4 separate regions of the Mus musculus genome follow, and regions 2, 3 and 4 are each linked to region 1. The links are chromatin loops, found by intact Hi-C in ENCODE. Cell type or tissue: heart. All regions are shown on one strand. Region 1 holds the start of Fzd7 (frizzled class receptor 7). Region 2 overlaps Gm973 (predicted gene 973). Region 3 overlaps Gm973 (predicted gene 973). Region 4 overlaps Cdk15 (cyclin-dependent kinase 15).

The links. Hi-C counts contacts between places; a loop is a spot of excess contacts. Peaks named below come from ENCODE experiments on the same cell type or tissue, not always from the same donor. Only the 100,000 strongest peaks of a DNase experiment are listed, where the experiment ranks them.
Region 2: a loop joins it to region 1, with 5 times the contacts of the local background. A loop is called at or near these places in 11 of 42 quality-filtered maps.
Region 3: it touches region 1 in a loop (5-fold over the local background); 15 of 42 quality-filtered maps call a loop at or near these places.
Region 4: it touches region 1 in a loop (4-fold over the local background); 15 of 42 quality-filtered maps call a loop at or near these places.

What each region holds. Positions count from the first base shown.
Region 1 is chr1:59,481,825-59,486,824 of GRCm38, forward strand. It overlaps Fzd7 (frizzled class receptor 7), which reads left to right and starts at 323. Exons shown (of 1, transcript NM_008057.3): 1 at 323-5,000. The coding sequence starts at 1,136. The coding sequence ends at 2,854. In heart, CTCF peaks have their summits at 357, 558, 2,101 and 2,300; DNase peaks (open chromatin) are centred at 177, 1,077, 1,747 and 2,177; H3K4me3 peaks cover 5,000 bases; H3K27ac peaks cover 4,260 bases; H3K27me3 peaks cover 1,559 bases.
Region 2 is chr1:59,620,926-59,625,925 of GRCm38, forward strand. Gm973 (predicted gene 973) reads left to right here. Exons shown (of 19, transcript NM_001357842.1): 12 at 4,162-4,252. Among named protein-coding and RNA genes, the nearest start is that of Gm33833, 3.5 kb to the left of the region's middle. In heart, a CTCF peak has its summit at 2,613 (motif pointing left); a DNase peak (open chromatin) is centred at 2,646; H3K27me3 peaks cover 199 bases.
Region 3 is chr1:59,582,116-59,587,115 of GRCm38, forward strand. Gm973 (predicted gene 973) reads left to right here. Exons shown (of 19, transcript NM_001357842.1): 10 at 281-360. Gm39648 (a long non-coding RNA gene) reads right to left here. Exons shown (of 3, transcript XR_865454.2): 3 at 4,283-4,579. Among named protein-coding and RNA genes, the nearest start is that of Gm39648, 12 kb to the right of the region's middle. In heart, a CTCF peak has its summit at 2,725 (motif pointing left); a DNase peak (open chromatin) is centred at 2,728; H3K4me3 peaks cover 251 bases; H3K27me3 peaks cover 1,922 bases.
Region 4 is chr1:59,313,844-59,318,843 of GRCm38, forward strand. The region is part of intron 10 of Cdk15 (cyclin-dependent kinase 15); the gene reads left to right. Among named protein-coding and RNA genes, the nearest start is that of Gm51625, 52 kb to the right of the region's middle. In heart, a CTCF peak has its summit at 3,076 (motif pointing right); a DNase peak (open chromatin) is centred at 2,338; H3K27ac peaks cover 324 bases; H3K27me3 peaks cover 3,218 bases.

The DNA of each region.
Region 1 (5,000 bases):
ACAGGCAAGTTCCCTTTCTGGTGCGTTTTTTTCTCCCTTGAGCAAATTCTGGGTAAAAGTTTTTCCTAACTTTTCTCTCAGTCCCCCGCCCCTCCCCTCAGGAATCCGCCCAGAGCTCTTTAAGCACCGCCTTCCTTGTTTCCTCGGCCGCCCCTTCCGACTTCCACCCAATCGGAACAGGTCCACAGAGAAAACAAAGCGCGCTATTGGATGTCCAGAGGGCTCGGGGCCCGCCCCCGGAGTGGTTTGTGAATGGGGGGAGGGGAGGGGGCGGGGCGGCCCGCAGCCCTGCAAGCCCGACGCTTCTTCTAGCCACCAGTGCGGCTCCCAGGCGTTACTCCGCGCTCCTTCCCTGGCGGGCGGTGCTGGACGCGGAGAGTCGCGGGCTGGGACTGCGCGGGGCAGGAGAGGCCGGGTGCAGGCAGGCCGCGGGTGCAGGGGCCTCGGCGCTTCGGATTCCGTGCAACTCCGTTTCCAAAACCAGCTTGTCCAGCTCTTACCTCCCGAGCACCGATCAGACTCAAAGCGAGAACGAGCCATTTGACTTGAAACTTGGGGCCGACCTTCCTAGGACTGAAGGAGGCTCCAGAATCAGAAGAGGCGGCTGCAGTGGCCCGCGGGGCCTCAAGGAGAGAAGGCGGAGCAGCACCACCGAGGCGACGGCCGGGGCGAGCAGGCAGGGACGCAGGGCGCTGGCCTGGCGGAGGCCTGGCTCGGTTTAGGGGACGTGCGTATCGGCGTGCGCCCGGGGCTCGAGAAACTTGGGCAAACTTTGAAGGGTAACCGGAGAAGCTTGTTGCTCGTCGCCGCAGAGAAAGCCGCACCGTTACGTCTCGGCGGGGAGGGTAAGGCGACACCCCTTCCCTCGATCCCCCACTCCAGGCCCAGGAGTTTGAACCTCCGGCGGCTGCGTGAGTGCCACGCGGAGGCGGCTGCGGCGCCCCCTCGGCTGGCGGCCTCGCCCCCGCTGTGCAGGCACCCTAGCACCCTCGGCTCCGCGCCGCCCACGGCCCGGCCCCGGCGCCGGGAGGACTCTCATGCGCCGGGCGCGGCGGCGCCTCCCTGTATCCAAGCCTCTCCCCAGCGCCTCGTCTTTTTCCTCCAGCTGAGAACGCCGCTGCACTCGCGACCGGCGATGCGGGGCCCCGGCACGGCGGCGTCGCACTCGCCCCTGGGCCTCTGCGCCCTGGTGCTTGCTCTTCTGGGCGCGCTGCCCACGGACACCCGGGCTCAGCCATATCACGGCGAGAAAGGCATCTCGGTACCGGACCACGGCTTCTGCCAGCCCATCTCCATCCCGTTGTGCACGGATATCGCCTACAACCAGACCATCCTGCCCAACCTGCTGGGCCACACGAACCAAGAGGACGCGGGCCTCGAGGTGCACCAGTTCTACCCTCTGGTAAAGGTGCAGTGTTCTCCTGAGCTACGCTTCTTCTTATGCTCTATGTACGCACCCGTGTGCACCGTGCTCGACCAAGCCATTCCTCCGTGCCGTTCCTTGTGCGAGCGCGCCCGACAGGGCTGCGAGGCGCTCATGAACAAGTTCGGCTTCCAGTGGCCAGAGCGGTTGCGCTGCGAGAACTTCCCAGTGCACGGTGCCGGCGAGATCTGCGTGGGGCAGAACACGTCCGACGGCTCCGGGGGCGCGGGCGGCAGTCCCACCGCCTACCCTACTGCTCCCTACCTGCCAGACCCACCTTTCACTGCGATGTCCCCCTCAGATGGCAGAGGCCGCTTGTCTTTCCCCTTCTCGTGTCCGCGCCAGCTCAAGGTGCCCCCCTACCTGGGCTACCGCTTCCTAGGTGAGCGTGACTGCGGTGCCCCGTGTGAGCCGGGCCGTGCTAACGGCCTCATGTACTTTAAAGAAGAGGAGAGACGGTTCGCCCGCCTCTGGGTGGGTGTGTGGTCAGTGCTGTGCTGCGCCTCGACGCTCTTCACGGTGCTCACCTACCTAGTGGACATGCGTCGCTTCAGCTATCCAGAGCGACCCATCATCTTCCTGTCGGGTTGCTACTTCATGGTGGCAGTGGCGCACGTGGCAGGCTTCCTGCTAGAGGACCGTGCCGTGTGCGTGGAGCGCTTCTCGGACGATGGCTACCGCACGGTGGCGCAGGGCACCAAGAAGGAGGGCTGCACCATCCTCTTCATGGTGCTTTACTTCTTCGGTATGGCCAGCTCCATCTGGTGGGTCATTCTGTCCCTCACTTGGTTCCTGGCAGCTGGCATGAAGTGGGGCCACGAGGCCATCGAGGCCAACTCGCAGTACTTTCATCTGGCCGCGTGGGCTGTGCCAGCGGTCAAGACAATCACCATTTTGGCCATGGGCCAGGTGGATGGTGACCTACTCAGTGGAGTGTGCTACGTGGGCCTGTCTAGTGTGGATGCATTGCGGGGCTTCGTGCTGGCGCCCTTGTTCGTCTACCTCTTCATCGGGACGTCCTTCCTGTTGGCCGGCTTTGTGTCTCTCTTTCGCATCCGCACCATCATGAAGCACGACGGCACCAAGACAGAGAAGCTGGAGAAGCTGATGGTGCGCATCGGCGTCTTCAGCGTGCTCTACACGGTGCCGGCCACCATCGTGTTGGCCTGCTACTTTTATGAGCAGGCCTTCCGAGAGCACTGGGAACGCACCTGGCTCCTGCAGACTTGCAAGAGCTACGCTGTGCCCTGCCCTCCGGGCCACTTCTCTCCCATGAGCCCCGACTTTACAGTCTTCATGATCAAGTACCTGATGACCATGATCGTGGGCATCACTACGGGCTTCTGGATCTGGTCGGGCAAGACCCTGCAGTCATGGCGTCGCTTCTACCACAGACTCAGCCACAGCAGCAAGGGGGAAACTGCGGTATGAGCCCCGGTCCTTACCCACCCTTGCCTCTTCTACCCTTTTACAGGAGGAGAGGCATGGTAGGGAGAGAACTGCTGGGTGGGGGCTTGTTTCCGTAAGCTACCTGCCCCCTCCACTGAGCTTTAACCTGGAAGTGAGAAGTTATTTGGAGGTGAGAAGAGATTTGGGGCGAGAGATGGTTTTGAGAGGAGGCCCAGATGAAAAAAGGCAAAGGCAGTGGCCGAAAAGACTTCTGGCTAAGACTTGCAGGACGATGCTAACTGTGAAAGATATGGACCGGCTAGGGCCTAAGGGAAAGGTTGAGACCAGCAGAGAGAGAGACTGGTGAGGTTTTCAGGCGCCAGAGATGAGCCAGGGCTGTGAGTCCAATCCCCTGCTGCAAGGCAAGTGGTTGTTCTCACTCTAGTGAAGGGGGGCTGGGAGGGGAGGGTGATACCGCTCTGTCTGTAGCCTAGGCTTTGTGGCCAAGATGGGGGGGACCTCCTGCGGTGCCCTTGTCAAGTGGTGGTCAAACCATAATCTCTTTTCACTGGGGCCAAACTGGAGCCCAGATGGGTTAATTTCCAGGGTCAGACCTTACAGTCCTCCTCCCGGGCCCCCTCCCGCCTGCTTTTCCTTCCCTACTCCTTTCAAGTCTAGTAAAATAAGCATTTGGAAGGCCGGGCCCTGCCTGCTAGAGTCCTAGCGTGAAGTTGGTTTTCAAGAGGAGGCCAAGAAGGCGAGTGGGAGATACAGTCTGCTACTTTTTAATTTGTTGCTACTTTTTCATTTTCTAGGGAAGGCAGAGAGAAAAAGAATGTTTTATTTGGTTTCATACCCTGAAAAAAAGTCATGACTTGTTGCTTTTCAAAACAGGAACGCATTCACACACACACACACCCCATCCCACCCCCCTTGTCTTTGTTGTAAGAGACAAAGCGGGAAACAAAAGTGTCTCCCTGAGGAAAGGCCTAACTGTGAAGCCAGCAGCTTTTACAGGCAAAGCCACAGAAATCCGAGGTTTTCCTTTGGTTGTTAATTTGGTTGAGATAAACATTCCTTTTTAAGGAAGAGTGAAGAGCAGCTTTCATACCCATTCAGGCACACGTTCTGACTTGGATAAAGGAAATGCTAGGAGTTTTGTTATTTGTTTTAAACAGATTTAATTCAGAACACATGATCTAATAGACTCGTTTGCTTAATGAAATCTCCTCCCATTCTACGCCCCCATAACCCAAATTTTGATTTTTCTGCCCCCTTCCTTCCGTCCAATTTGGGATTTTTGCTGTTTTTGTTTTGTTGTGTTTTGTTTTTCCTCCAGACAGGGTATCTCTGTGTAGCCCTGACTATCCAGGAACTGGCTCTGTAGAGCAGGCTGGCTTTGAACTCACAGACATCCACCTGCCTCTGCCTCTCAATTGCTGGGATTAAAGGCATGGTCCACCAGGCCTGGCTCCCCTTCCTAATTTGTATCTTTCAAGACATAACGCTCACATTAGTAAAGATAAAAGACAAAAATTTTAACTTAAAGGTTTAAAAGCATTTTGCCCTCATTTTCTTGTTCTAGAGATGTAAACATCTATCTATCAGACACATGAGCTGACCCTTTCTCTCTCTGGTTGCATGAGGCGAGGGCAAGAGGAATGATAGCGAAGGAAGAGGAGAGTTTGAGTCAGGTTTCAAGAAAGTCATTAAGGGAAGGTGAACTTCAAAGTGATTCTGGAGTTCTTTGAAATGTGCTAGAAGACTTACATTTATTAATCTTAAATCGTGTACTTCTCTTTTTTTCCCTGCAATAGAAGTCTGGTTCTTTGGCATAATGTAAAGCTGAGCAGAGCATCATGGGAGTTGACCTTTACCCTACCTTTGACACTGACTGTCCTCCAATTTTGCAATGTTCTTCAGTTTCTCAGAGCAGTTTTTAATGCCAGCCAGGGGGGGATTGTCGGGAGGACAGATTACTTCATATGTGTCCTGTTCAGTTGAATGGAGCTGCTTTTACAATTAAAGTGATCTTGTATTTTTTAAACTTTCAAAGTGATCTCACCTGTCAGAATTTTTTTAAGCTGCCACTACACAGGTTTGGCATCTTTTGTGTTTTATCTCTTTAAGTGCATGTGAAATTTGTAAAATAGAGACAGTGCAGTATGTATATTTTGTAAATCTCCCA
Region 2 (5,000 bases), 140 kb after region 1:
CTGCTAACTCCCCAGCCATGCTCCCTAAGTACTTGCTGTTTGAGTCTTGCCTAGGTTATTTCTGCGCCATCAAGGGACATAGAGTTTGGCCATGTGTTCCTGGTCCATCTCACCTAATGGAGACCTCATTTTCTCTGTCTTTCTTTCTCCTTCTCCTCCATTCTCTTTCTCCTTCCTCCTCCTCTCTCCTCGTGGTCCTTACTTGAGACCCTCAGCCCAGTAGTAACCAAAGTACCTCTATTCTCCCCAGTAATTATCTGTAGTCCCTTTTATTTAACCAATAGCTTTAAATTGGGGAGCAAGGTTTATACAACAAACGTATGTGAGAATCTGCTCACCAGTGGCAACCAGATCTTGGGGTTCAGAATTTAGCATTTGTAGACACAGCACCAGACCAACTCTCAACAGAAAATGCCTCCATAAAGTCCAACTACAGGTAAGCCTACAGGGCATTTTCTTAATTGGTGATTAATGGGAGAGGGCCCAGCCCATTGTGGGTGGGGTCATCCCTGGGCTTGTGGTCCTGGGTTCTATAAGGAAGCAGGCTGAGCAAGCCATGGGGATCAAGACAGTAAGAAGCACCCTTCCATGGCCTCGGCATCAGCTCCTGCCTGCAGGTTCCTGCTCTATTTGAGTTCTTACCTGGGCTTCCCCCAATAGACTGTGACTCAGGATATGTAAACCCTTTCTCCCCAAGTTGCTTTTATCATGATGTTTCATCACAGCAGTAGAAACATAACTAAGACATTATGGCACCTAAAAATCCAAAGAATTCTTAAGTATACTGACGATGTTTTCATAGTTTTCAAGTTCTTACTTGTTTTACGGTTGTAAATTTTGAGTTAATTATAATTAGTTAATATGATCTATGTGTCATTTAAATTATAGATTCCACTCTACTTTCTAATTTTAGTTTATTTATTCCTAACTTTAGTTTATTTCGTCTTTTAGTTTATGCTCAGAAAATTGGGTCACTTGGTCCTGTTTCCCATGGTGTTGATTCTGCTGTGTCCTCCTGTTGTGGGTTCTTGTGTTTCATGGCTTTTCTATTTCCTGTTACTCAGTCCTTGAGTCTAGAGACTTAATCAGATTCAGGTTTCATTCTTCCGTTTGGCAAGGCCAGTTCTGTGTCTCTCAGGACACAGAATGTTCACTTGTCTCTTTTTGATGCCAGTAGTTATAGATCCATCAGTCCTGGGGCTGGCGAAAATAATGCCAGATGGAATTCTATCAGTGCTTCCTCATTTACTAGTTGGGAGATGCCAACAAAGAGGAATATTCCCCTTAGCCAGTGGTATAGTTTACATAAGGAGGCAGGACAGTTGATCAATCTTTCCATTTATGGATCAGTTTTCAATGAGCTGGTTCCCTGCAGCCCCCACAGAGATCTAGTTTTCAGAGATAATCATTGCTAATTATTAACTTGTGGACATATATATGGAAAATATAATTTTAAGATAATACATGAAAAATGATTTCATTTTAATAAATAAAAATAGACATGAATAAATATAATCTTCTATATAACCCTGGATATAGCAAGCACAGATAGGAAGAGCTGTTACCATAAAGATGACAATTCTAAAAAGGGTGCAGTGGCATTTAGGACCAGCCTGGGGGACCTAGCAAGCTTCTTTCTTTCTTTCTTTTACTATTTTTATTTATTTATTTATTTTATCTATTTTGGGGTTTTTTTGGTTTTTTTTTTCCCCCGAGACAGGGAGTTCTACGGGAACTCCATCTGTAGACCAGGCTGGTATTGAACTCACAGAGATCTGCCTGCCTCTGTCTCTGAGTGCTGGGATTAAAGGTGTGCACCACAGCCTAGCTGCAAGGTTCTTTCTGGAAGGAAGGAAGAGATGGAGGGAGAGAGAGAGGAAGGGAAGGAAGGAGGGAAGAAGGGAGGAAGGGAGGGAGGGAGAAAGAGAAAGAAAGAAAGCAAGCAAGCAAGCAAAGGCAAGACAAGACAAGACAAGACAATGATCCATAAATTAATCTATCAATTTGAAGCAATCATAAAAGTCCCATCAGATGAGCTGACACACATCTTCAATCCCACAGTTGGAAAGCTGAAACAGGAAGACTGAGTTCCAGGCAAGCCTGGGCTACATAGTGAGACCAAATCAAAGGTAATTCGATCACAGGGACACCTCTCTTGTGAAAGCTTAGTGTAGTTCCCTCAGTGGGTTAATGGCTTCGAGAGCAAGTTGTTATAAATCAAATTCAGCTTCCCTAGCTTGCTCTCTTGATGCGTAATACCACTGGCTCTTCCATATGTCTCTTTCTTTTCTTCCATAAAGCCATGATTCTTCATAAATAAATGCTTCATTTCATTATTGGAAAAATGTGAATCAAATATGTGAGACTATTCAAATCTTACACGACTAAATAGAAAGTCCATGGGTAATGAGTATACAAGGTTTTTGTTCTACACCCTGCATCGTTTATTTTATAGATGTCAAAATTCAATGCCTAAATACCAAGTTATTTTCCTAAGGGAAAGAAACCCCCTTCTCTAGCTCACACAGATCAGTTCTGATCATACAGGGTGGAGTAACACCAGTGTAAGCCTCCACTTCTGGATGGTACAATTGCGCCCTCTGGTGGTCATCATGTGCTCTGTACCCAAGCTCAGAAAAATAGTACAAGGCAGAGCATGCCTTCAATGAGAATGTGTCATGCCCCATCCCCTCTCCTTCCCTACTCCCAGGCAGCCATGTTCAATAAAGAAATTCTCACAGAGGTCCCCTTGTCATGGAGATACCTTAGGTACTATAATCATCTCCTACTACCCAATAATATCCCATATAGAAAGCAAAAGAAACTCTCAGGTACATTTCTCAGTTACATTGGACACTTATAGACTCTCCCCACTCCAAAGGCTGGAGGTGATGTGTGTGAGAGTATTACCTCAGTGTGCGAGAATGGCCAACGGGAGCCCAGTTACAAAGGAACCCTGGGGGTCGGGGAGCACTATCAAACTGAACACTGTTTAAAGCAGTTTGCTTTTAGTGTTATAACCACACTGGGCTTTTAAGGAAACAATTTAAACATACTTAAATCTTCTAATCTAACATAATATTCTTTTGTCTATTTTCTCTTCCAATCCTTAGCCATCTAGTTTTTTTGTGATTGTTGTTTGATTTTTGAGATGGGTGTGAATGTTCACTCTGGCCGGCCTGGTATGCGAAGCAATCCTTCTCTAGGTTTTAATGAATTCTATCACTTTTCTACTTTTCTATAGTCTATATTTTTTTATTGTTATACCATAAATACTTTCTACACTTTCAGTATTTATCTTTCTTTTCTTTCCTATTTATTAATCTCCTGAGTAGTATCAAGGTTTGAATACAGCGAGAAAGACATTCTACCTGTGAGTTGTTCCTAGCCCTTACCTATAAATTTAAGTACCACACTCATGTATAAGTCACTTCCCAAGTCTGTTAAACTGTCTCTAATTTTTCATTGCCAACAAATAAAATAAGTACATTTTTATAAAAGTTAAGGGGCTGGTGAGATGGCTCAGTGGGTAAGAGCACCCGACTGCTCTTCCGAAGGTCAGGAGTTCAAATCCCAGCAACCACATGGTGGCTCACAACCACCCATAACAAGATCTGACTCCCTCTTCTGGAGTGTCTGAGGACAGCTACAGTGTAATAAATAAATAAATAAATAAATAAATAAATATTTAAAAGTTGACTTGTCGGGCCTGGTATGGTGGCACACACTTTTAATCCCAGCACTTGGGAGGCGGAGGCAGGCGAATTTCTGAGCTCGAGGCCAGCCTGGTCTACAGAGTGAGTTCCAGGACAACCAGGGCTACACAGAGAAACCCTGTCTCGGAAAAAACAAACAAACAAACAAACAAACAAAAAGGTTGCCTTGTCTTTTCGGATTGTTTCCATCTGCTACATAGCCAGGAGAGAGTCCTGTTTAAAGGCTAAAATAGTTTTCTGGTTCTAGACACATACTGTCTCTTTCCTAGAGGATACCTTAGTGAGTTTAATGTCACCTACCACAGGCCATCTTTGGTCCCCACGTGGGTTTGTTACTCTCATCTGCATTGTGTACAGCTTTAGCATAGACATTTCCCCTCGCCTGATTTCCTTCTGGTAAAACTGCCTGGGCCATTTGCTGATGGAGGATTCTCTGTTTTCACAGACCCAGAACTAAGGAACAAGACCCTTGCCTGCCTCAGTACTTCCCTGGCTGAGTACAACCAGCCCTCTGAGGCTGACACCTTAAAGAGCATGTAAGTGTGCAACGTACAGTGACTTGGACTCTCCTTTTCATCCATGTGCCTTCGGGCTTTTGTTTGTTTGGCTTTTGTTTTGTTTCACGAGATAACATGCTGGCAGTTGGGTTTAAAGGAAAGAGGCCCCTAGGTAGATTGCACATTGATGATTGAGCTGTTTCAAACCACATCCCCCAGCTTAGGTTAGAGTAGAAGGGTGGGGGGTAAATGTTAACCATCTAGAAGCAGCTTTTTTGTGTGTCCATGCACCTGAGGTTTACTGAGACTCTGGAAGGCTTTGGACAACCACTGTGGACAATTTCATTAACTCTGGATAGAATAAAGTTGGCCGGACACCACCTTGGCGTCTTCTCATCCCTGCCTACACAGGCACACCTTCCCTATGAGCTTACTGCGAACTTGCTGGCCTGCAGCCCAGGCAGCCTGGCACGGTCCTTTGTCCTCAGTCTCCTTTGGTTGTGGCCTTTGCTGTAGACTTCTTTGCCGCCAGCTGGAACTAGATCCTATTGTGGATTCCATGAGCCAGGGTTGACTTGAAACCAACAATCTAAAGACTCTCTTAGATCAAAAGGTTTTGGACAGAAACAGAAGCAAAAGGAGAAGAGAGCCTTGATGATGGAGGTAGCCTATTAAAGGAGTTGTTTGTCTGTTTGTTTGTTTTAATTTTCTATCCCTTTTCCCTCAACATATTTTAAACAGGTTATTACAGCTCCCCTCCCCCTAGCCAAACCAATAAAATAATCAA
Region 3 (5,000 bases), 100 kb after region 1:
CAGCTTTATCTGAATTCCGATAGCACAAAGAATCTACTTTTGTTCTTTTAAATACCAATCAAAACAAGAAGGTCTAAATTTGAATATAAAGCTTAACCCCACTCAACAAGGTGTTTAGACATATTTCCAGACACTATGGGTTATACCTGGGAATGCTATAGGTGTGGGCTTATAATCTTTAATGTGCATGAGCTGAGCACATATGGTTATGGTTCGTATGAAAGTTCATGAGACCTAGATCTGACACCTCGATGCCCTTTCTCTCCGACTTTCACTGCAGCAAACGCTGGAGCCGGAGCCAGTCTTCATGGAAATCTTTATGAAACCTCCTCACGTTTGGCTCAAGCTGCAGAGAGTCAGGTACAGTATTGACTGTGAATGAGCACAACACTGGGAGTCAAGACTTGTCTGGGATTCTTGTCCTAACTTGCTGTGTGACCCTGAGTGAGCCTCTTCATCTCCTTGGGCCTCATTTGTCTCATCAGTAAAATGAGCAGGTAAACTGTACCGTCACCAGGTTTCTTTACTCTCAAGCTTGGAATCTGGATTGTGGTGTGTGTGTGAAGAAGCAGAGCTGACTTTTCCCAGACTTCTGCAAAGTCAGAATTAGAATAAGAATACAGACACCAGCAGCCACAAGCCGAGAATCACATTTTTCCTTCCAAATCAGGAAAGAAAATAGCGATCGAGTTTGTTGTTTGCTTGTTGGTTTTAAGGCATCAAGGAGAGGAGCTAGGGAGATGGCTCTGTCTATAAAGAGCCTGCCACAAAGGCAAGGTCTGAGTTCAGATCTCCAGACCCCACATAAAAAGCCTGACAGGTACAGCTGCAAACATCTGTAATCGTGGCATTGTGGGAGGTGAGCAGGAGACAGGCAGATCCTTGGAGCTCATTGTGCAGCCAGCCCAGCTAAATGGATGCACTCCAGGTTCAGTGAGAGACCGTTTCAACAAATAACATGGAGAACAATAAAGGGAGACACCAGATGTCAATCTCTGGCCTCCATACACACGCACACACACCCATGAGCACATACACCACACACGCACACACTCACACGTACGCACACAGGTAGGATAATTATGAAGAAGGAAGGTGCCGATTTGAATGGCTTGGAAATATCTAATGTTTCAAGGGATGTGTGCAGACTTTTTGATAAGCGGTCCTCTGTCTGAAGCTCTGAGGGTGACAGTGTCTTCAGTCTCTCAAGAGAAGCTAGTAGGGAATTCCTAGAGCTGGATCCAGGGACTGGGAACTCCTGAGGCAGATGCTATACCACTGCTCCAGGGGTTGCCTAGGTCCCTCCGCTCTCAGACAGCCTCCAGGGCAGGCTCGCCAAGCCTCTTATCTCCAACTTCTTGCTGCTTCTGGCCTTCCCTCTTTTCCCCAGCACTTCCTTACAATCAGAGCAGAAATGAGTCTGTTTGCACAATATTTGAACTGACCTTTCAGGTTAAAACACCAGGCCCAAGTCAGGCCTCCATTGAAGAAAAGCATATCTAAGCCACTTCTCCACTACTGAAGAACCTCAGAAACAACACAGACACACACATACTATGTGTGTCTGTCTGTCTGTCTGTGTGTGTGTTTGTGTGTGTGTGTGTGTGTGGTTTGCCTCCATTGAAGACACTTTTCATAAAGGATCCGAAGACCTTAAGTAATAACAATAGCAATAATAATTACAGAGTTGTGACTAAGAAAATACAATATATTTTGGAAATCCCATAGCTCCAAAGGCCATACCAATACTCCCTGCATGGTCCAAACTCATGTATCCCTATGGCTCTACTGGAGGACCCTTCAAAGAGTGACCCAGCCATGACAAGTTAACTATAGACTAAATTATGAACTTTGCAGTCAGACTGAACTTTGGATCTTAAGCTCCAAGCCTGGTTCATCTGCAAGGCCTTGGTAAGTTCACAAACTCTGGAAATATCTTGTACCTCCTTTGCAAATGGAGAAAGGTTCCCATCTGAGCTTCTTGGTTGGTTGGTGTTACCATAGCCTGCCTGCCTTTGAAAAGGAACCCCGAGGGGAAAAGCCTTATGAGGAAAAGTCTAGGGAGCCCCACCAGTCCCCAAGCCAGGAAAAATGGGGTGTAGGGTACAAAGGACTTCCTCCTGCCTCTCTCACCCCTCCCCCTTCTTGAGGCTCAGGGCACTTTATTAGGTTAATCACTGCCTCGGATTTTAACTACTTCCTCAACCTACTCCACATAAATGACTAATTTTATGTTTACCATAAAGCATCTGGAAAGGCTTTAGAAACAAATTTCTACCCAACAGACTTCAGTTTACCCACCTTGATGGGCCACTGGCCCAACCAGTGGCCTCCCTGCCTCTCTAGGACCTAGGACCTTTCTTGCTCTGAAGCACAAAGCAGGCTTGCAGCAACAGTAGTAGCAGCAGCAATTAAGCCCGTCTTTCTTTTCTTTTAATCCCTACTGACTCAGCTCGTCCCTCCATCCTTTAGGGTCTGGTCATGTAAGGTCACTCACACATAATACATTTGTCTAGTTTTGTTGTTGGTGGTGGAGGTTTGGTTTGGTTTGGCTTGGTTTGGTTTAAGTCACAGTGAGAATCCCAAAGGTGGAACCTTTTGGAAACAACAGACCTTTGAGAAGTCACATACCTAGGCTGGGAAGTATGAGGGAAAGAAAGTCTGGTATTGCTGTCCAAGTTCAGCTCTGGGGTCCGGAGGCTGCCCCCGTGCGCCCCCTCCCGGTAGTACTGAAAACCTCTGCTCTGAGTCTTCAGTGGCCGCGTCGCTAAGGCCAAAGCCGAAAGGGTGAGGGGCTCTAGCCTCCCAGTTCCACTTTCAAGTAAAGGCCCTTAGGCACCCCTTCTACACCTAGCCGGAGGTTCCGGGCCTCAGAGCCAAGTCCATCAGTTTAAAAAAAAAAAAAAAAAAAGCGCCGCAGCTGCCATCAGCAACTTCCTTGGAGTTAGAAGTGGGGAGAAGTCAGAGAAATAGGGGGAAGAAGACTACAAGGGGAGTTGCGTGGAGATGAAAAGAGCGATGAAAAAAGAGAAAGAAGACAAGCAGACGTGTTTCAACTCCAAGCTCCCATTTCCCCTTTCAAATGAACGGCCTCCCCACTGTGAGCAGAATCAAGTATTTATGAAGGCATTTTTTGCATATTAATAGCTGCGCAGGGATGGGGCCCTGCCAGCGCTTAAGTCCTAAAGGTATGGTGCCCTTTTGAAAATACAGGTCTTTCCAGCCCCTCATAGAATTTGGTTTTCTCCTTCAGATTTATTTCCCCCTCTGCCTTGTGGGTCCTCCTGGGGCCCTACAACTGATTAAGAGAAATTAGTTTCTGGGCTGCCTTCAGAGTCCAGGACTGCTCTTCCCTCTGCGGGTCGCTGACATCAATCGCAGGCTCTCGCCTTTCCTCTTCCCCAAGGCCTCTGGGGAGAGGCTTGAGGTTGGGTGAGGTGCCCAGCACCTAAAAAGAATCTTAAAATTGTAAATGGAAGTTTCAGAAGGAGATATTAATACATCCGTGCAGTGAGAGAGGAGAAAGTAAAAAAGAAAAATATGCAATCATTTCATTAACGTTAATAATACTGTCGATCCTCGGTGAGGATTGCATTTCATTTTTAAAAAGAAAACATAGAGAGTTAGAAACATAATCAAAAGACCAAATCATATTAAAATAATAGTAGTAGGCAAGAATATGAGCTATAGTTTAGTGGCAGGGCTTGACTACCATAGGCAAGGCCCTGGGTCTGATCCGGAATACTCTTATACACACACACACACACACACACACACACACACACACACACGCACACGCATACGCGCGCACACACACACACACACACACGCACACGCATACGCGCGCACACACACACACACACACACACAGAGGCACAGATGACTAGGGCTTGGGGCTGTAGTTCAGCTGGTTGAGGTCTATCTTAGAATGCACATGGCCCTGCATTCTATCCCTGGGACCACATAAAACCCAGGCACGGTCACACACCTGCAATATCAGCCCTCGGAAAGAAAGGCTCAGAAAGTCAAAATCATCCGAGGCAACCTGAGATCTGTGATCTCCTGGAATCTGTGATTTAATACTGGGCAACATCAAGGTTCCAGACGGTTGGTGAGGAGGAGCCAGCCTGGGCTGCCCAGAGTCCACCCTCTGTGTGCACTGTTATAACAACCAAAGTGTTTCCACCCACTGCTAAATATTCCCCAGGGAGCAAACTGAACCCATCACCCCTCTCTTTTTTTCCTCCTCCTCTTCTTCCTCTTTCCCCTTCCTCCTTTCCTTTTCCTTTTTTGTTGTTACTGTTGTTCGTTTTTGAGCCAGAGTCTTACTATGTAGCCCAGACTGGCCATCCTACCTCACTGAAATTATAGGCATATGCTATCACGTCCAGAGTGACTGAATATTGAAAGTGCAAATCAAAACCATAAGTCAATCATGATTCCATCTATGGTTGTTGATTTTTGTGTTTTGTTCTCAAGCATCTGTTAGGGAGCACAAAATTAGGGTGCTCTGGGTTCAAACTTCACGTCGCGTCCCTGGGCCTGTGGTCTCTGCTCTCCTCCCCTAGTCGTCTTTATTCTATGAAAAAGGAAAGATAAAAAGAGTTTGTAAATTTTCAATTTGATGGAGACATACTCACATAATCGCAGGACCCTGGAGGCTGAACCGGGGGTTGGGAATGTGGTATCTACTTCAAAACCAAACTGAGCACCCTGAATGGAAAAATCAAAAAAATCAAATAAGTAAATAAGTTTACTTTTTTTTTTTTTTTTTTGGACAGGGTCTCACTATATAGACAACGCTGCATGCACTCTGACTCCCAAAGATCTGCCTTTGCCCCCAAAGTGCTAAGACTGGAGGCATTCACTACCACGCCCAGCTAAATAAATAACTTTTTTTTTAAGATTTATTTTATTAATATATGTAAGTACACTGTAGCTGTCCTCAGACACTCCAGAAGAGGGAGTCAGATCTTGTTACAGATGGTTGTGAGCCACCA
Region 4 (5,000 bases), 170 kb before region 1:
GCAACTGTGCTCACGTACATTCCTAGCAATAGTGAGAATAGTGAGAGCCCCACTTTTTCCATATCCTTACTGGCATTTACCATCATCATCACCACCACCACCATCATCATCACCACCACCATCATTTGTATCTGGGGGTACATAACAGAATCTTGTTATATAGCTCAGGCTGGCCTGGAATTCACTCTGTAGCCCATGCTGGCCTCATACATTACAGTGACCCTTCTACCTCAGCCTCCCACGTGGCATATCCCACCACACCCAGCTTACTTTTTGTCTTGTGGACAGAGTCTACTCTAACTGCCATTTGACTTAGCCTCTTGGTCCTGATGCTCATTTCTCTGAGGATTATTGGTGACTCTGTGTGTGTGTGTGTGTGTGTGTTCCTTGGCCAGTCACTTTGTTTTGTTTTGTTTTGTTTTGTTTTTAAGAAATATTCATTCCAGTCATTTGGCCATTTAGAAATCCATGTGCTGTGTACTACTGAGCTAAAGTCCTGCTACACTCTCTACCCAGCACAATCAAAGATGTTTGGCTGCTGTGCACTTGGGTGAACAGCACAGCCTCCATCCATTGGCCGATATTGCTAGGCCTTGCCTGGGTAAGTCTTGCCTGGGTAAGGAACCATACTGATTCTGGTAGAGACATTAAAAATCTCCCAGTGCTGACCCCAGTAAGAACTAGCTTTCTCCCAGTTCTAGTGAGCAGGGCTTTAGGCTGTGGCTGATTGTAGCTGCTTGTACCTGAGTGAGTCTGGAAGGAGAGAGGGATGTATCTTGAACAAGACTGCCCCTTTTCCCCTTCCTTCCCTCTTTCCTTCCTTCCTCCTTCCCCACTCCTCACTTTAAGCAAGCTGGCTGAGAACTGTCTGTCCTCCACTTCAAAGGGCCAGTTGTCTTATTTTGATGTGGGCAGATTGAGAAGTAGGCTTTGAAAAATAGACTCTTTTTTTGTTGTTGTTTAATCTTTCCTCCTGGGATGGCTTTCAGAGCGGTATATCCAAGTGTCAGTGCGGGGGGGTTCTGACGAGCCTGGATTCCCAGACTCTCAGCAGGATCATCCTCTAACAGAAATATAAAAGTGAAATATTAAAAACCCTGCGACGTGAACTCCATCTGCAGAGTAGCCGGGGCCTTGCCTGCTTGTGCCATGGGGGAAAAAAACAGATCTTGAAAAAAGAGGGAGGAGAAAAAGCTCTTTGACTAGGAGGTTTGCAGGGTTAGCAGAGCACGGTAACTTCCCCTCAAAGGAGTGGGTGTTGCTCTTCACCCCCACCCCACCCCAAACTCTCATCCTTTGACTCAGCCTCCAGCACTCCCTAGCCTCCTCCTGCAAGGCACCCCCCTTTCACATGCTAACGGAGGTGTCTATGATTGGCTGAACAATACACTGGTCACACTCATTAAAGGGCTGCTATCTTTCACACAATTAGCCAAGACACATTAATCAAGCTGACGGCACTGAGGCTGCTGGCCTGCATGGGGGAGGGGGAGATTTTAGTGACTCTCCCTAAGCAGCCCCAAGCAAAGATAGAGTCCTAAAGGGAATTCTTCTACCCCAATGTCTGAAGAGGTTAAAGCCCCAACTGACAAGGCTATCTGGGCTGGGTTTGTGGCACTGGAGAACCCAGAGGCTTAGAACAAACCAGATGTTCATCTTGGCTAAGGTCTATTAACCGAGAGACAGTAGTGTGAATTTGAGCAACAGAAGCCTTTAGATGTTTTTACAAAGTTCCCCCAGCCTTGGTACCTCCTCCCTCCATTCACAAGAAAATGCACTCAGAGTCATTGGAACCTCAGGCATTCTGAGGCCAACTAAACAGAGGCTATGCCCACCCACACAGTGCGGGTTTCCCTATCCAGACAGAAAGCCTACCAGAGAAGAGAAACAGACTCAGTTGAGACAATGTAACAACTGCTGTGGTGTTTGTCCTAAGCCCTTGAAGGGCATTAAAATATAGTTCATTCTGAGAGAAAATGAAATGGTAGCATTCATGCTTTTGATCACGATATATATATATATATATATATATATATATATATATATATATATATATATATATATATATATATATATATATATATTTAATTTTTCTTTTCCAAGTCCCCTTTTTGTCTAGATTTTCAATGGCAACAGACGACAAGGTCTTACCTTGGAGACCTGTTTGCTTCAAAATCACATAGGGCTTTTCAGGGAATCAGCTAAATATTTAGACGTGTCTCTGTTAACATATACGGAGGCCTGCTTCTCTGGAGGCAGTCCAGGCACCGTCTCATTAGATGCAAAGATCTTGTGATAAAGAGGAACTTTTTCTTCTGCCCACATGATCACAGCGCAGTTGTGGTTTTTAATGTGTCACTGACTGTTCGGTCCAGCCCTGTTTGCTCCCCTGAAAGGGTCTGCCGGGCTCTGTTTGCTTCCTTAAACACAGTTTTTGAAAGCTCTCACGCTGGGTGAGCTCAAATCCTAGCATTAAGGTACTGCTGAGTTCATTTCACCACGCTCAAAAGCGCTGAGTTTAAATCCCTCTCAATTCCATTTGAGGCACCAGAAGACTTTATCCTTCTTCACTAATGGTTCCAAGTTTACATCTAGATACTGGGGGTCAAGGACAGGAGAGGATTTAGAAATAACAGTGCGTGACATTAGTCAATGCATTTGCCAAATTGGCAATTAGTTCCTGATGTGCGTGCAAAGCACTTTACTCCTGTCTCTTTGATGCCTGTTCCCATAGAGAAGGGAGCAGCATCCACTGAGGCTGTTAGGACTTTTAAAGAAATATCTGCTGAAAAGCACGCCTGATTTCCTCATGAGCTCAGCCACAGGGAAGCATCCGGGATTAGGCTGGTTTTCAGTTCCAGGAAAGAGCACCTCATCTGGGGAGTTTTTTCACTGGGGGAACTTAGTGGAAGTCAAAAAGGCAAAAAAAAAAAAAAAAAAAAAAAAAGCTGCACGCAGAAAAAGCCCAGAGGCACAGGCACCGGAATCCATCTGTGCCCTTGCCCACACCCTGTTGTGTTTTGTTTTTTTGATTTTTTTTTTTTGGTATGCTTGCTTTTGCAACTTTTAACCACTAGGTGGAAGCAAGAAATAACTGGGAAGGACAGCAGCAATCTAGTCAGATGGTGGAGCTTCACTCCTGAATTCTCCTTCTGACTGTAAAACCACTTTAAGATGTTCCCTGCATGTATATGATCTCAGGGCTGATTGTACATACAGGTAACATTAAATGGACTAAGCATGTTGTATTTATGTATTTAGGGATAGATCTTGAATTTGAGAGAGGGAGAGGGAGAAAGAGAGGAAGAAGGAGAAGGAGAGGGAGAGGGAGGCATGGGGAGATACATGTACAAAGTTGGAAGGAGGAAAGGGAGGAGGGGAATTATGTAATTATCATTTCATATATATGGTATAGATATAGATATGTATGTATATATATGGCATATATATGGCATATATATGGCATATATATGTATGTATGTATATATATATATATGTATGTATGTGTATATATATATATGTATACATATATATATAACAGTGTAAGAGCTGTGGGAGTCATGCAGGAGACAAATACTGGACTGAAAATCATCCTCTCCCCAAAAGGGATAAAAAACCATTAATGTGTTGGTTCAGAGAACTCTGAGCAAATCGCAGAATCCAGGCTAACACTGCCTCTGCTCTGGTGTCAGCTGCAGCCATGAGTAACTTGCTGAGAGAGAGAGATTTCCTGGGCTGAACTCAGAGGGAGGGAGCTACCTTCTGAGTGGAAAGTCCAAGTTCCTCCATTTATTGTCTGGGAGAACTTGAGGGAGTTTTTTACTTTCAGTTCTCTGAGCCATAAAATGGGAGCTAGCCTATCATTTAAAACATATTCCCTGTGTACCAGGAAGTATACATAAGTATATGCACAATATGTAATGATACATATATACAGTATACTACATATTATATATAATATTTATTGCACATAATTGCTAATCTCTACTGCTACTTGCCTGGGTCAGTGTTGGAGGACAGGTGAGGACATGCTTTCCCAGGCTCACAGAGAGACGTTTCCTGACTGAAAAGGACGGGAGTCAGTATCCAGCTTTGCTCTATTTCTCTTTATCATATTGTTTCCCTGAATCTTTTTACAGCACAGTACTGAAAAATTATCATTGAACTGTATCTGCCACAGAGCCTAGCTTCTCAGAAAAGCCCCACCAAAGCTATGCTTCCATTCTTGTTGCCACAGTGTTCGAGGCCAGCTGCTCAGTGACCCACCATGGTATAGCTACCACGACGGGTGTTGAAGAACACACTGTCTCTTTTCTTTATAGTTAGAACCTTGGGGATCCTGGCCTCTTTCAGGAAGCCCAGCGTACCTTGAGGCACCACAACTGACTTTTAGTTTGCCTTGCGTGGGCCCAAACGTTGTCTGGATTCCCACATCGTTAAAGTTGATGTTCAGGTTTTTAAGCACCTACCTATGTGTGTCTGAGTGCCTGTTAAGCCTGTACCTGTCCGTTCCCCACATCTAAACTGCCATCATATGCCTACCCACCTTGTGCCTGCAGAGCCTTCCCTAGAAGAACCCTCATTACTCGCCTGCCAGGAACGCAGCAGGGCCACGTAAATCCGCTGTGTCGGCATCGCCACTGCTTTTTTTGCTAAAATATGTTACAAGAAAAAGATTTCTAGAATTTCCTAGAGGCCAAGCCAGTGACTTCTAGTCCTTCCAGAAGAATTTTGCACATGCCCCTTAACTGGTACATGAAATTAATCAGTAGATAGTTGTAAAATGAAGCCATCTTGCTTTGATTCATAACCACCTTATCAAATGGCAGCAATGTTACCATCCATACTTTGTTTTCGTTGTGAGCCTAGCCTTTAATGGCTGAGCCAGTTCTTCCAGCCCCTATCCACACTTTATAGATGAGAGCTGTAGCTTTAAGAGTCAGATATCTGTCCCAGGGTCACCTAGCCAGGAAGCAGTTGACTCAGAATATCCAGACTCA